Regions from separate parts of the Homo sapiens genome. Here region 1 is linked to region 2. A link is a loop called in an ENCODE intact Hi-C map of the cell type or tissue named here. Cell type or tissue: GM12878. All regions are shown on one strand. Region 1 overlaps PIEZO2 (piezo type mechanosensitive ion channel component 2). Region 2 overlaps PIEZO2 (piezo type mechanosensitive ion channel component 2).

Region 1 (8,000 bases), 67 kb after region 2:
AAAAAAAAAAAAAGTTGAGTTGAGTAGGGTGTGTTTGCTTTCAAATGGCCAGTGGGAAACTTTTGGTCTCAGTTCAGAGTTTTTCTTTGCTTCCCTCTGCACAGAGCTCCCCAAGCTAGGCATCCAAGCCTGGCCCACAGATCATGCTGGGTTAGCACTGGGAACTCGGTCCCTCTGGCTGAGAAGTGGCCCCAGGATGGCTCAGGAGGTCAGTGAAATCATGGCAATGCATCCCATGTGTTAGTTAAGCACTTCTGATGGAACTAGCTTTTATTAATGTTTAAAAAAATTATACATGGTTTAGTTCCATTTTTGTGAAGTTACCTTGAGGCTTAGGATATCAATGGACTTGCTCGACTGGGATTACAATTTTGATTTCCTCTTCTCCTGGCTGCCCACTGGGACTCATGCGATAAGTTTCCATGTTTCCTAATGATTGGCATTGGAAAGTGTATTTTTCCACTTTCTTTGTATATGTGGTTAATAAATATCTTTCTTAGCCCTGCAAGCTGACCAAAGCCTCAAAGTGTCTGCTGTGGTTAAACAGAATTTGCATTGAATGTATTTGTAAGAAAAACATGGTTAAGGCCTGGAGCTTAGCTTCACACACCTTTGCCTTTCAGTAGAACCTCCCTGGGCTTAAGTTCTTGTGGCAGAAAGAGGTTCATGACTCAGGAAACTTTCTTGTTTCTTGCCTCTTTCTGGATGCCTAAGTGGAAATTATTACCCAAATATTATTTTTCCAGCACTTTCATCAAATTCCTTTTTAATATTGTTATTGTAGCCATGTCATTATGTTAGCCAGATGGTATGTTGCAGAATAACCAATTTGGTGAAGCTATTGGACGTTGACTCCATTGGTCAGGTGTGATAACTTTTCTCTGATATCTCTGCTTTATTTATTTATTTATGTGTTTGTTTATTTATTTATTGACAGAGCCTTGCTCTGTCGCCAGGCTGGGGTGCAGTGGCACCATCTTGGCTCACCGTGACCTCCGCCTCCCGAGTTCAAGCGATTCTCCTGCCTCAGCCTCTCAAGTAGCTGGGACTACAGGCACATGCCACCACACCCGGCTAATTTTTGTATTTTTAGTAGAGACGGGGTTTCACCGTGTTGGCCAGGATAGTCTTGATCTCCTGACCTCATGATCTGCCCGCCTCGGTCTCCCAAAGTGCTGGGATTATAGGCGTGAGCCCCGCACCTGGCCTGATGCCTCTGTTTTTGAGGGCCAAGGAAGGTAACCCCTTTATTCCTTTATTCATTCTGCACTATCATCACAGGCTTATTATGTGCAAGGCACTATGCTAGGTTCTCTGAGGACACAGCAGTGGCAAAGCCCTACTCTTAAGGGGGTTACAGTCTAATCAAGGAAGTAGCATGTATAGATGGTGAAATTCTACAAGGCCATATGTAATGATGTTGTAAGAGTGTTAAAACCAAAATGCTATGGGTATTCTGAGGTGGAAGAGACAACTTTTTCCTTAGATTTAATTTTATTTTGTAAATACAAAATATACACATAGACATCGTGAAAAACTTTAACATGATAAAGATAAAAAGCCATAGTTTTCCCTTCAGTTCTTCTTAGAAGCAACTACTGTTAATAGTCTGTTATTTTTATAGGTGTTTTCTGTGTAGATGAGAGAGGTAGCAGTGTGGAGTGGTTAGGAGTGGGGATCTGGAGACAGCCTGACTGGGATTAGTTCCCAGTTTTTCCTTGACACTGGACAGTGTGTGCATCCTTCTGAGCCTTAACTTCCTCTAAATGGTGGATATTGACCGTATCTACCTAATAGGTCAGTCCTACTATAAACAATTTGACAACCTAGTTTTTTTACTTGTTGCATTGTGAACATCGTTCCATGCCCAGGCACACTGCAACAGTCATTCTTTGTAACTGTTGCACAGAATTCCCATTGCATGATAATCCTTACTGAATTATTCCTTTATTGGTAGACATGCTTTTTCATTCAGAAAATGTTACTTTTCTTTAAGGTTATGAGGGCATTATGAGAGACGAGACAAACATTTGAGCTAATTTGAAGGATGCTTATGAATTTGTGGTTTACTGTTGGGCAGGGGGCATTCCAGGTTGGCAAAGAAACAGGCAGGAATTAATTTATTCCTTCAGTAAATATTTACTGAATGCTTACTGTGTGCAGAAATGGAGTAGAGACTGGAGTAATCGGTAATGAACAGGAAACAGCTCCTGTTCCAAAGTGGCCTAGGACCTGTTGATAAACATATTTGAGGAATCACTAATAGGGGAGTTTGGCTAGAATTGGAGGTGCATTTAAAAGGGTACGTTGTTGCTTGACTTTTTCAAGTGATAGGCCAAGAGTGGTGGGTTCTGTAACCTACTTGTCCCCCAGTAAAAGTTTGCCAAGTGGTCTAGCAAAGATATTTGTGGAGGTTAACTTAGCCTCTATGGAATTTTGACTTAAACCATCCATCTTAACTCACAGGGGCTCTTGAGTCATACCTACTTTTTGGAAGTAGACACTGATACCAAAGCAGCCTCACTTTAGGAGAAAGCAGGGAGAGTTGTGAAATATTATGCACCATTTCGTAAATATATGGTGGAACGATGGGCCAGGGAAAGTGAAACAACGTCTATGCCTGGGTTTAGGAGACCTGAGATTTTTTAAATCTAGTGATCACAAAATCAAACAATCTCAAGTTCATGAGCTGATGGAAACACCTATAGTGAGCTCAAAAATGTTATTGGAATACTTACTCTAATTTCCTGAATAAAGGATGCCACCAGCAATTTTTTAACTACCGTAACTTTCTAAGGTATGACGCTGTGGTGTAGACTGAAAAGAAGGGTAATAGAGCAGAAGGCTGAGGCAGCCTGGGAAACATCTCTTTAGACTGGTCCCTGCAAGGATTCTTTTTCACCCCTCTCCATTCTCAGTAACACAGACTCTGTGATTCGATGAAATGTAAGGCCAAATACTCTGAGTAGGTAGAGACTGAAGAGATCTGGCAAAAGAGGTTCATTTTGAGGCATTCATCCAATTCATTGCTATTTGGATGTTGCTCTGGGAGCGAGGTTTTCACACTGTGGTCAGAGGCCGCATGTGTCTCATTAGTATGGTATCATAAGCATAATCCCCAGACAGAGTCCAAGGCTGAATTCATGCCATAAAAGGTGTGTCTACTTCTCTAGCAACAGAAATATTTGAAAGCAAAAGCGATAGTTCCATATATGTCAGGGAAGAGGATGTTCCCAGGAAGAAGCAGACAATGTCAAAGTAAATTCATCAAGATAAAACAGTAATTTTAATCAATTTACGGCTGTATTAGTTGTTAAGATGTAATGTTGGGTCGCATCATGTGCTGGAGATAGAAGAAATAGGACTGCATTATAGTTAGTTGAATTGATTTCTTTTCGTGTTAATGCACACCTCAGTCCAAGGCGGATGCTGCCAAGAATAATATAGAATATTCTAAAGTCTACAGTAAAAGTCTACAAAAAATTCTATTTTTACTAAGTTCTTGAAAGTAGGAAACTATGGCAGGCAGTAAATTAATCCTGTTATAAAAAGCCACTGCTGCTTACATAAAGCCCATACAAGTGTGTGTGTGTATGTGTGTGTGGTGTGTGTATGTGTGTGTGTGGTGAGTGTGTGTGTATGTGTGTGTATGGTGTGTATATGTGTATGTGTTTGTGTGTGTGTATGTTTGTTTTTGTGTGTGTGGTGTGTGTGTGTGTGTGTGTGGGTGTGTGTGGGTGTGTGTGCACGCACATGTGTTTTTGCGTGTATGTGTGTGTATTGTGGCCTTGGCTGTCACCCCTTTTTCCATTGCTGTTTCCAGTTGCTTAGGGATGAGCATTTGGCATTTGAATGTCAGGGGACTGAATAAGATTGAAACTGATTTCTCTTGTTTGTGAAAATGAAAAATGACACTTATGCTCTACTTTGTAACACAGTCTAGTAAGCCATTCCCACCTTATTTTATGTTGAACTGAACGTGTTAGTATCTACCTGTTTTTGACATATAGAACTACCAAGGTCAGTGGTTCAAAGTTTAAAAGTACTGATATTAATGAAAATGGAGCAACAACTTCCCAAACTTGAAATCTCTATGAATCTATAAAGAGAGAACTTCTGAAACAGGCTGGAGTGCAGTGGTGCGATCACAGCTCACTGCAGCCTCGAACTCCTGGGCTCAAGCAATCCTCCCACCTCAGTCTCCCATGTAGAGTAGCTGGGACTATAGGCATGCACCACCATGCCCAGCTAGTTTTTTCTTTTTTTGTGTGGAGATGGGGGTCTCACTATGTTGCCCAGGTTGGTCTCAAATTCCTGGTCTCAAGCAATCCTCCTGCCTCTGCCTCCCAAAGTGCTGGGATTGTAGGCATGAGCCACCACACCTGGCCTGATTAGTGATTTCTAAATCAGCAAATACCATGACACAAACCAAAGCAAGCTACCAAGTCCTCCAGTCTACAAATGCTAACTCTTCACTTCCATAGATGACAAAGCCACTAAGATGAGCAGGCTAATAAGCAGTTTTAATATTTGACCTTTTCTTAGCTCCCAGTTGGCCCCCTAATTATTCTTATTCATCATAATGGTAAGAGAGCAAGTTTTATTTTGGTAGGCTTAGGAACTGTGGATTTCAGTGAAGGGCTCTTTATATTCATAATGAAATAGGTCTAATTTCAAGTATAATTTGTCTGATAGTTTAAGAAATTATGTATGAGCATAAAAGCTTTATTTCCTCATTTGCAATTATGAGAGGCAATGTGTGGTGCTATTCTGTCAGATCAGAGACAATTATGGAAGATAAACATGGCCAAACTTGAACACAAGGATTTGGGTTTTAAGTACAACTTTGTATGGGTGCACTTGTAAGATGATGAAGAGCATATTAAAAGATATTTCAAAGGAGGAAGAAGCACTGCTATTCTTTCCTTAAAATTATGCAAACTGTATTCAATCAGGATGAATTTAGAAAACTCAGTGAAACTTTTAATACTGTTATTAATATTTGATATGACATACTGTTTAATACTGTTACTAATATTTGATATGAAATTATATATGTACTGTTACTAATATATGATGTGAAGTTATATATATACTGCTTAATACTGTTGCTAATATTTGATCTGATAAGTGTATATGTTGACATAGATAACAGAATCCTACCTTTGTATACTAAATTAAAAGGCAACAAATTTTTAAACTAATGGCCAAAAAAAAACAAACTAAGATCTTAGTAATCATCTGTTCCAACTCATAGTTTACAAATAGTATCTCCAGTTGTTTGGAAAAAGCAGAAAATTCAGACCAAAGCCTTTTTTCCTTTATAAATAAGATGGTTTTACTGGATTTTTTTCCTTAGATTGGTTTCAAAATTTTAGGAAATTGAGTAGTAGTTATGATTTTCTAATACAAGTCCTTATAATCTATTATCTTGTAAAAGTCTTGTTTTCCTTTAGGCTTTACCCTAAAATCACATTGTTTTAAATAATTTATTTAATGAAATTAATGTAGAATACAATGTTTCTGTGTTTCTCTTTCTTGAAGTGTGAGGAATACTTGACTGATCAGTTCAGCGTTGTGCTGACACACTGCAGCATTGTCAGCCTTCACACATTTCAGAATAAAAATGTAATGTTAAAACATGACTAAATGGGAGAGCATATTTTCTTATTTGAAATATATCTGTAGGCCGGGCACGGTGGCTCACGCCTGTAATCCCAGCACTTTGGGAGGCCGAGGTGGGTGGCTCACAAGGTCAGGAGATCCAGGCCATCCTGGATAACACAGTGAAACCCCGTCTCTACTAAAAATACAAATTAGCCGGGCATGGTGGCGGGCACCTGTAGTCCCAGCTAACTCGGGAGGCTGAGGCAGGAGAATGGCATGAACCTGGGAGGCAGAGCTTGCAGTGAGCGGAGATCGCGCCACTGCACTCCAGCCTGGGTGACAGAGCGAGACTCTGTCTCAAAAAAAAAAAAAAAAAAAAGAAATATATCTCTATTCGCCTTTCCTGTCACACATATGTGAGCACGTTTTGGTGTGCATAAAGAATCTGACACAGGTGCTACGTGATAAGAATACGTATGTAAGCATATGTCTTGCCTTTCTGAATGGTGGTGGGAGAGACTGGCATTGTCCTTCTTGAAGAAATAATTTTTGTAACTTTCTGTAGGAAGCACCTGGGACAAGACCGCCAGTGGGCACGGAGGTGAGACTAGAGGGGGAGAGGAAGAGAATGTTCTTGTCTCAACTGTCTGCTGCTCTAAAGCATCGCTGTTTGAGACATTTACGGTTTCAACCGATGTAAAACACAGAGTAGATAATGGGGGAAAGAATTCTACACTGATAGACAATGAATCAGGTGACATAACAGCCTTTTTCCTTTCTCTCATTTCTTTGACAGGTTTGCTTCCTCAGGAAAAAATCTATGGTTGTTTAATTTTCTTTTCCTGCTCTATTGTAAACACTTTGTAGCTATTTCTCTTTTTTTTCTATTCATAAAATAACCATAATTTTGAAAGAATGTCCTTTTAAAAGCAATCAATTGCTTCAGCGTACAGAAAGAAAATTATTAAAGATACAAACGATTTCTAGAATTACTGGACCGACAGAACTGTTTTGTCAGTTCGTTTTAAAGTTGCTTATTCGGAGTAATGTTTACCTATCTACTGCTGTGGCAACTGTTAAAATAAACAAAGCTCCTTGAGGCAATAAAGAGCATTAAAACACACTTAGTAGAAATGGAGCTTCTAAACATTTAAGGCACTGTTGCCTAGGCCATTAAGAGTGAGACCTTGTTTGGCCTTGCTAAAGGGATAAAGGAACTGGGAGGGCACATCTTGCCAAAAATTTAGCTCTGAGAGCACTTACCTTTAATAGCATAATCTAAAATTACTGCCTTGAGCTACTATAGAATGGTAAATTAAAGTGTGCGTAAACCTCTCTGTGATCATAGTGCAGTAACAGGAAAATTATTCTATATCTATTGCAACACAAGTATTTTTACAAATGTTATGTGGCCACCTTAACCATTTCATATTTGCAAGAGATTTTCCCCCTTTCTATATTGACACATTGTAAATTGTCAAAGTCAAATCGATCATTTTTCCTACTTCTTGAGTTTTTTCCAAATTGCACACCATCTTTCATCTTTAGAAAATAAAACTCATGAATGAGGCAAGTCCAAGTGTTTACGATTCACATGGCAGTATTAATGTTTATAAAGCACTTCACTTGATAACTTGTTATCTCAGTTTTTGATTGTGAGTTCTTCAGGCCTGGAAAGGTCTTTTGTTTGGGGAATTACTGTCAGCTGTTGTATAATTTTGGATGGTTAAAACCAGGTACAAATAGTGGAAACTACAATGCTAAAGCACCTTAGCTAAAGCAAATAATCTTTTTCCTTTAAACACATTGACCTGCATTTTTGTTGTTCTGTCAACGGTAACATTGTTGCTGCCAGAGGATGAAGGTACAGCTCCCTGAGAATCCACCAAGAAAGGTGGGGTATCAGGGGACATTGTGCAGCGAGAATATGGTCGCTCGTTATGAAAAGGAATGAATGTGCTTTAAATGTCTCCAGATCTTGAACAAAGGCAGTATCACACTTGATAAAGAAGCAGTTATTGGCTGGGCACCGTGGCTCATGCCTGTAATCCTAGCACTTTGGGAGGCTGAGGCGGGCGGATCTTGAGGTCAGAAGTTCAAGACCATCCTGGCTAATACAGTGAAACCCCATCTCTACTAAAAATACAAAAAATTAGCCGGGCATGGTGGCATGCGCCTGTTGTCCCAGCTACTCAGGAGGCTGAGGCAGGAGAATCACTTGAACCCAAGAGGTGGAGGTTGCAGCGAGCCGAGATTGCGCCACTGCACTCCAGCCTGGGCGACAGAGCCAGACTCTGTCTCAAAAAAAAAAAAAAAAGCAGTTGTTATTTGTCTTCTAAGTCGTTTCTAGCTTGAATGTGCCATATTGCCAAGTTCAAAGGCATATTTTTCCC
Region 2 (8,000 bases):
TGGGGCGCGCGATCGGGGTATCTCTTAACAGGATGCTCGGGACGGGCATGTGCTGGAAACTGTTTATGTTGAATTTAGTTACACGTGGATTTTCTTTCGTGGAGTACTGACTTGTGTACTAAGGATGGCCATTGCTGTGGCTGGAAGGCGGATGCGTCCCCATCGTAGGTACAGTCAGGCTCCTACCTGAGCCCCTCGCCCCAGTGACCCTGCAAGCACAGCATGCTGTGCCTCCAGACGGCCCAGAGGCCATCTCTCCCAGACCCCAAATCCCAGCAACCGTGAAGGAAGAAGTGAAGGACTCCGGTCATTCAAAAAAGAAAAAGAGGGACGAGGTACAGGGAGACAGTGCCTTGACGTTTCTTACTTATTTTTTAAAACCTCCACAAAAGCCCCTACTACAAAAGTACTGGATGCTAAGGCTATAGACCCCCAACACCTAGTCCCGCCTCCCAGCGGCCGCCCTCTCCAGATTTTAAAGGGTTAGAAAGCAGGGTTGGAACTCCTTGGGACTGGCAAGGGCCCAGGGAGGACCGCAAGGGAGCCTCCTCGACGCCCAGACAAGCGTTGCACCGTTTCCCCAGGACTGGCCTGGCGTGCAAAGCAACTGGGTGCTGCGTTCTGGGAGTCGGACCGTTTCTGATCTTCTCCTCAAACAGGCAGTGCCTGTGACATTGAATTCCTCTCGTAAGAATGCCGGGCCCTGGTTCTTTGCTCTCCCTCTCACCAACAAGAGCTAGGAAGTAGAGCGCTTTTCACCAAGTAGTAACTGTATTTACAGAGGGCGTGGCCTTCGCAGAAAAGGCCACCTTTTTGCATCTTGACCGAGGTTGATGACTCTGCATCTTGACCGAGGTTGATCACACCTGTGTTAAATGTTTTCTTTGTGCAAGCAATCGAATGGGGGCTGTAGCGTGATTGGTGAGGGTCAGGACAGTTGCCGGGAGAGTTTTTGTAACACACTTCGTGAGTGAAGAGTCTGGGAGGCGTCTTTTCAACAAACCTCAGCGGAAAACCCAGAAAGGCGCTCCGAGTGGAGGGAAGGTGTGGCCAGGCGGGGTCCCGGGGCAGCAGGAGGGACCCACGGGTGGATGCTGGCCTCGTTCTCTACTTTGCAGTTTGAGTTTCCATTTTGCAGGGGTCTAGTCTCACTCGCATAGATGAAGAGCTAAGCTTCCACAGAGCGGATATGCACCTCTCTCCCCGCCAGCTTGAAAAGCGATTTGGGAAAGGGATTCTTCAGGTGCCTTACACACAGAGGGTGTCACTGCTCAGGGATCATCTCTGTATCCTAAGCGCTTGGCACTGTGCCTGGCACATTTACTATTTGTGAATTGGAAGCTAGTGACCGAGTTAACAAAGGGCTTTTAGCATGAAGCGTGATTTATGGTCCTCAGTGCAGACCGGGGAGGGGTCCTGGGGAGTGGCACTAAGGTTAAAGGCCGCTCTGCTCCCTCCCAGTCCCTCTATCCACCGTCCTCCTCGCCACTGTTCCTGGAGGATGGACACCCTCTTCCCCATCCCCCATCCCGCTCTCCAAGGGACAGCAGCTCACTGTGACTGTTGGAAGAGTTAGGCATGTGGTTCCCTGCAGCCAGCTCGGTCCACTCTGTGACTTGGCACCAGTGGCGGAATGAAGTGCCAGCAGCGATTGCCTGCGACCTTGCCCTGAGCATAGGCTCTTGCAGGTTGGGCTCCCTGGACTCAGCTCACCTGCCTCCAAGCCCCGCGGATGCTGGGGTTGGGGCCTGTCAGTCCTACTAAAGGTTGGTGGCCTATGCTAAAAACTCCTTCAGTAGGGCTGTAGTACTCTGCCCTCCCAAGGGGAGCTGGCCTGGTTCACAGCACTCCCAGCTTGGGTTGCTGGGCACAGGGGCTCGGGGCGGTGACTCGCAGCCAGGGTGGAGGTGGGGGGACTGGGGTCTGGATTCAGCCCTGCCTCTCACCACTGGGACCCCCACCGAGCTTCTTCTGTGGTGCCCGCACACTGTTCACCTCCTGCTGGCTGGCTTGTGCCCCAGGGCAGGCTGGGGGCTCCCGCTGCCTGAGTCCACTTTGATCCTGGACTTTCTGGGAGGAGCTCGGCTTCCAGGGGCGACAAGATAATAACCTTGGCCAACATGCAAACTGCGTCTTGCCTCGGGGACAGCTGAGTCTGCCCAGGAGATCCTGGGGCTGCCTTCTTTATCCAGCTCATTCTTCAGGACTCCCACACCTCTCTGGGTTCAGGGAGACTAACCTGGGTGTGCGAGTGTGTGCATGACTGTGTAACAGTTTGTGTGAATGTGAGTTTGAGTGCATAAGTGTGAGTGTGCACATGTGTTATGAGTATGTGTGAGTGTGAGTATGAGTGTGTAGGGGGTTAGAAGGTAGTGGTCCCCCTTGCTCAGCCTGGAACCTGTTGCTTTCCCCTGCCCTAGGAAAAGCCTCATCCAGGAGAAAGCAGAGGAGGTGGACTGGCCCCTGGCTGGAAGAGAGCCTGAGCTCCCTGGGAGACCTGACCCTAGTGACCTCCTCACGTGTTGGGTGCTTAGAAAAGATAACCTGCATTCTGGAAAATTATTGACATCTTCTAATCATGATACTTACTTACAGGGATGAAAGAGGGCTGAGCAGATATGCCACCTTATTTGAGCATTTGATTCTTTTCTGCAAGAAGTGGAGATTTCCAAGGTTATTGGAGGGTTCTGGTCTGCCTACTCCCAAGGTGCTGCTAAGTCAAATATTCAGGTTTCTCTCCTGCGCATAGTGAGTGCAAAGGTCTGCTTGCCATTAGAATCGATTTTACATTTTAGCCATCTATTTTTATATCTGGAAAAGGCAGCCTTCAAAGCTAAGCCTTTGTAGAAGCTTACATATTTTCCTTTAAGCTCATTTCTTTAATACTGATGTTGAAATTTTCCTGCACAGAGATTCCTAGTGTTTTTACTTAATGATAGATGTTAAAAATTAACTGCTATTGTGTTTAATATAATGGTTACAGATTTTTTTTCTTTTTCCGTATAAGATAAATTTTAAGAGAAGTGATAAGTGAACTCAGGCCTCTTCAATGCAGATGTTATGTGATTCGTGAGTGTTAAAAGCAAAACAAAACCATAATAGAATATGTTATTTACCATCCAAAATGAACATCCTGTGATGGATATGCATATAGTCATAGCCACCAAAAACTTTAAATATCTCCCAAATTATCTGTGACTAGTTGCTAAGTCATCTGATTTTTTTTCTTACACATAATACACAAAAAGGTAAAGACTTTCCATATTATGCAATCTCTAATAATTATAACTGATAATTATTGAACATTTTACACATATTTTACGTTTAGTTTCTTTCAACAGGATTCTACTATACCACCCGTCTTTAGGTATATGATTTGAGATTTTTTCGGTCAAGAATGCACTGGTGTATTTGTTTTTAACTGATGTTCCTGACTATTTTATTCCATCTTGCCCAGTGTTGCCTGGAGTTCCCTAATGTCTTGCCTGGAAGAAATGACTTACATATTTTCAGGGGGAAGAAAGGGGAAGCCTTGCTTGGGGGAACAGGGGATTAGAGATCATGGCTGCCCGTCCCCTAAAACAGGCAATCAGAGCTTAGGAAAGAGCAGAGCAGAAAAGGGGACTGTGTCCCACAAACAAGAATCAACCAATCAACTAGTGCTCTGAAAAACAATATTCCAATCCAGAAAGAATCTCTAAAACTCCCTTTAAGGATAGTTGGATTAAAATGTGAGTAAAAATTTGGGCTCATTTTTGAAATATATTAGATATGGCTATCTAATCATAATTTTCTCTTTATAGCATGATGTATTTTCCTGTGTAATATATATCATTTTGAAATCACACTTCCACACAGTCCAAGAATTACAAATGGAGCTAATGTCTATGTGATCAGCATTGGCCTCCCCTATTGCGGTGGCTGTAGCTCTCAGTGGTAGGTGGCTGCAGCTGCCAAAGGATTCATGGAAGGCATTTAAGAAAGTAACTTGCTTTTCTGTCACACTTTCTCAGCCTTATATAAGTAGATACTATTTATCAAGTTCAGAAATGAAAAAAGGAACAGTGGAAAGGATTGGAAATTTAGAGCTTATTTCTAAAATAAAATATTTCATCCACACAGACGGGCATGAGCATGTTGTCTCCTGAGCTGTGGGTGCTGCAGCTATGTGTCCGTCCTGTTGCTTTGTAAGTGTGTGTGTTTCTTTACGGGTGATGTGTGTTTGTTCGTAGTCAGAGATAAGCAGATGGCTTTGGACTTCACCTTTGAGGAAGGATGGTGTTGCCACTGGGCAGTTTAAGAGACTCTCATTGACCTCATGGCTCTGCCCTTCACTGTATGATTGTGGAGTTCCTTTTGTTTGTTTCTCTTTTCTTTCTGTAAAATGGTAAATAACATATTCTATTATGGTTTTGTTTCGCTTTTAACACTCAAGAATTACATGCATGGTTGTGAGATAGTGTGCACAGCACACCTTGTATAAAGCCTGACACACAGCAGGCGCTGCCTTACCTTTATGAAGATGAGCAGAGAGCAGAATGCTCAGGCGATGTCTCAGTCAAAATTAACAGACTAGGAGGTAAGAGCATGGGCCAGGAGAAGGCTGATCTGAGGATGTGGGATTCACGGGAAGGCAACTTAGTGCCTTCCTAGAGCCAAATTATGTGAGAGAGAGAGAGTGAGAGAGAGAGAGAGAGAGAGAGAGAGAGAGAGTGTGTGTGTGTGTGTGTGTGTGTGTGTGTGTGTGTGTGTTAGAGATTTTTAGTTCTCAGGATTTTTCTCACCAGTTTTACTCAATATTCCAAATCTGCAGTTGCATTTTTCTGATTAATAGGACTTAAAAACAATATTTAGAACAATTACATATTGTTCTCACTAGATCAATACTGTTAACGTTTGCTTTTGTTTTTCAGCACCATTTTTGTAGTCTTTATTTAATGTGATTTTATTTCTAACATGTCATTTTCCTTTTGGGTTCTTGTGCTACTAACAGTGAATTGTATGTGAAGTTATGTAGTAATGATGTGTATAATATGCTTTTTTGCATAAATATTCAGGAGAACTTAGAATAGCATAAGCCATCTGGATATTGAAGAACAATTGATGAAGAACAATATGATACCATGTGTATAATCTACAACATTACAGCTTATAAGATTTTTGATTTAAACCGTTGTCTTGAGGACATGGAATCAGTCAAAAAAAAATCCCATTGAACTGAGGCTAAAAACAAAAATATTGGAAAACTTTTTCTTTTTCTTTTTTCTTTTTTTTGAGACGGAGTCTTGCTCTGTCACCCAGGCTGGAGTGCAGTGGCGTGATCTTGGCTCACTGCAAGCTCCGCCTCCTGGGTTCATGCCATTCTCCTGTCTCAGCCACCCGAGTAGCTGGGGCTACAGGTGCGTGCCACCACACCCGGCTAATTTTTTTGTATTTTTAGTAGCGACGGGGTTTCACCATGTTAGCCAGGATGGTCTCGATCTCCTGACCTCGTGATCCCCCGACCTTGGCCTCCCAAAGTACTGGGATTACAGGTGTGAGCCACCGTGCCCGGTCCTTTTTTTTTTTTTTTTTGCGATAATCTCACTCTGATGCCTAGGCTGCAGTGCAGTGGCACGATCTCGGCCCACTGCAACCTCCACCTCTGGGGTTCAAGCGATTCTTCTGCCTCAGCCTCCGGAGTAGCTGGGATTACAGGCGTGCACCACCCCAGTCCGCTAATTTTTTGTATTTTTAGTAGAGATGGTGTTTCACCATGTTGGCCAGGCTGGTTTTGAACTCCTGACTTCAAGTGATCCTCTGCCTTGGCCTCCCAGAGTACTGGGATTACAGGCGTGAGCCACTGCGCCTGGCCTGGAAAACATTTTTTAAATGTTTGGCTGTCAGTCGAGGTTTGTCATATTCCTCAGAGCTTCCACTTGACCTTCCAGACCTGTCTAGGACGTGGCAAAATCAAAATGATGAGAAGTACATACTCAACATCGTGAAAAGCCCGTCAGAGACACAGTGTCTAATAATTTCATAATTTCTTAACTGTCTAGTGATTATCTAATAGGCATAGAAAATTTAGCTAAATTATTTTTAAAATTTAACAGCAACGTATAGCTTTGCATTTTTTCAATGTGTTGTTGGGTTTTTAAAAGAAAATATATGTAACAGTTACCAGCTTATAAAATGTTTTCATTGCACCTGCAGCATATACATATAAGTTTTATTTGCCTTGCTTTATCATATAGGATGGTGATGTTTTCTGATTATGACTTGCTATTTTTAAATTCCCCTTTTGTGCCGTACTGTTTGGGCACAATTCTGCATTAAACTAGGATATTGTGGATGGACATATTTAAACTCCTTTTGTATATGAACTTGCAAATTATAAATATATTTTATAAAAAAGGGATGGATTTGGTCTATCTATGAGGTTAGTTCTGCAGAAACTACTTAGGCTTTCTGTGGCCATTTCACCAGTCACCTGGAGGGGGAAGCTTCTGCTGAGATCTTCACTGCTCTCTTCAGGAGTGATTTCATTCTGCAACCCAAACTCAGGTTATTGTCGCCTCAGTATTGTCGCCAACTCTGAACTCTCCACCCCACTTCAGATTCAACTTGGTCAACACCAAGCATCCTGTCTCCCCGGGGCCTTCTCTGGTGTGCTCAGAAGAGTTCTAGGTCAAGTGAACAAGCCGTTCGTCTGCTCCTTAGCCTGCACATTTGTGACGAGACTGTGGGTGCCACTGCTGCCTTGGGTGCAAGTGCTGTCCACACCAAGCACCTTGTTCAAGGGCACGCTTCTAAGTTTTGCCCTTAAGTTTTCATCTCGGTCCACATACGTGTTGCGTGGCTCTACATTCTGTGCGCCCCGCAGCATGCAGAACCTCAAGCCTCCAACCTGGCCTCTTGGACTCATTCCATCTTTACCCTGTGTGGTGCTAGATGTGCCTTCCCCTGCCCTAAGCCCCCCAGAATCTTCTTCCGAGAAGCATAGTTGGGGCTTTTCTCAGTGGGCAATTACATTCCAGCCTTAACCTTGGTCAAACCAGTCAATCCACTGTTGCCATTCTTCCTTAAATACACCACTTGGTCATTAGCCCAACAGGCTTGTAGTCCTGACTGGCGGCAAATAGGCTCTTTTCTCCAGTTGATAGAAGGCCCCGTCAGCCAGTTCTAAGCAAAGACAATTCTGTTCTTCTTGAGTTCTGTTTTCCATGTAGGTTTCTCAGCATAATGATGCTTAGATAAGACAAACTTAGTCTGTCTCCCCTGATAGTCAAGATGTAGGTGATTGGAGCGGGTATGTTAACTCTGCTTATTAAAGTTTCCCAGGGCCGCAGCCATACTCTTCCATCCCACATGGGTTGCACTCATCTGCATGGGTCAAGACAGCCTGTTACCATGTCCACATCAAGCTGAAGGCTGGAGGTAGGAGATGCAGAAGGAACACTCCTTCCCCACCCTCTACGGGTACAGCCAGGAAGCTGCAAGAATCACTTCTGCTCACATCCAGTTAGCCTGAGTGTAGGAATCTTCTCCACCTACCGTACTGTAAAGGAAGCTGGGAAATGTCATTCTTATTTTGGTGGATAATGTGCTCAGCTAAAATGGGAAAAGTCGGTCTGTGGCCATGACAGAGAGTGGATATTAGCATGCAATAACAGTATCATCTGTGCCTCCTGTGGTTGAAGGTACCTTAGTGTGCCTTGCAGACACCACTGACATTTTTCTGAGGATCTACACTAACACCCATCTTTGTTTCTAGACCTTAGCTAGACTCAAGTCCCTAAGCATCTAAAGATGAGGCACAAAGTATGACCCATGAGATCTATACTCCAAAATAACATGATTTTCTCAATTTAGACATAAATTAGAGGAAAGTGTGTGGGAATGGGTATTAGGGTGTGGAATAATGATGCAAGGAACATGAAATTGGATCTGGTCAGTGTTGTACCTCCAGGGCTTAGAAAGGGCTCTGACAGTTTGGTTGGTGGCGGAAACAGGCACCA

The links. Hi-C counts contacts between places; a loop is a spot of excess contacts. Peaks named below come from ENCODE experiments on the same cell type or tissue, not always from the same donor. Only the 100,000 strongest peaks of a DNase experiment are listed, where the experiment ranks them.
Region 1: it touches region 2 in a loop (2.7-fold over the local background); 4 of 110 quality-filtered maps call a loop at or near these places.

What each region holds. Positions count from the first base shown.
Region 1 is chr18:11,073,773-11,081,772 of GRCh38, reverse strand. All of the region lies in intron 1 of PIEZO2 (piezo type mechanosensitive ion channel component 2), which reads left to right. Among named protein-coding and RNA genes, the nearest start is that of PIEZO2, 72 kb to the left of the region's middle. RefSeq lists an enhancer at 2,811-2,890 and a silencer at 3,811-3,980. In GM12878, no CTCF peak of the experiment used is centred here; DNase peaks (open chromatin) are centred at 542, 3,082 and 3,907; H3K27ac peaks cover 2,332 bases.
Region 2 is chr18:11,140,353-11,148,352 of GRCh38, reverse strand. The region is part of intron 1 of PIEZO2 (piezo type mechanosensitive ion channel component 2); the gene reads left to right. It overlaps LOC124904249 (a long non-coding RNA gene), which reads left to right. Exons shown (of 2, transcript XR_007066288.1): 1 at 1-8,000. Among named protein-coding and RNA genes, the nearest start is that of PIEZO2, 5.2 kb to the left of the region's middle. RefSeq lists enhancers at 1-213, 242-291. In GM12878, no CTCF peak of the experiment used is centred here; a DNase peak (open chromatin) is centred at 4,403; H3K4me3 peaks cover 5,439 bases; H3K27ac peaks cover 2,750 bases.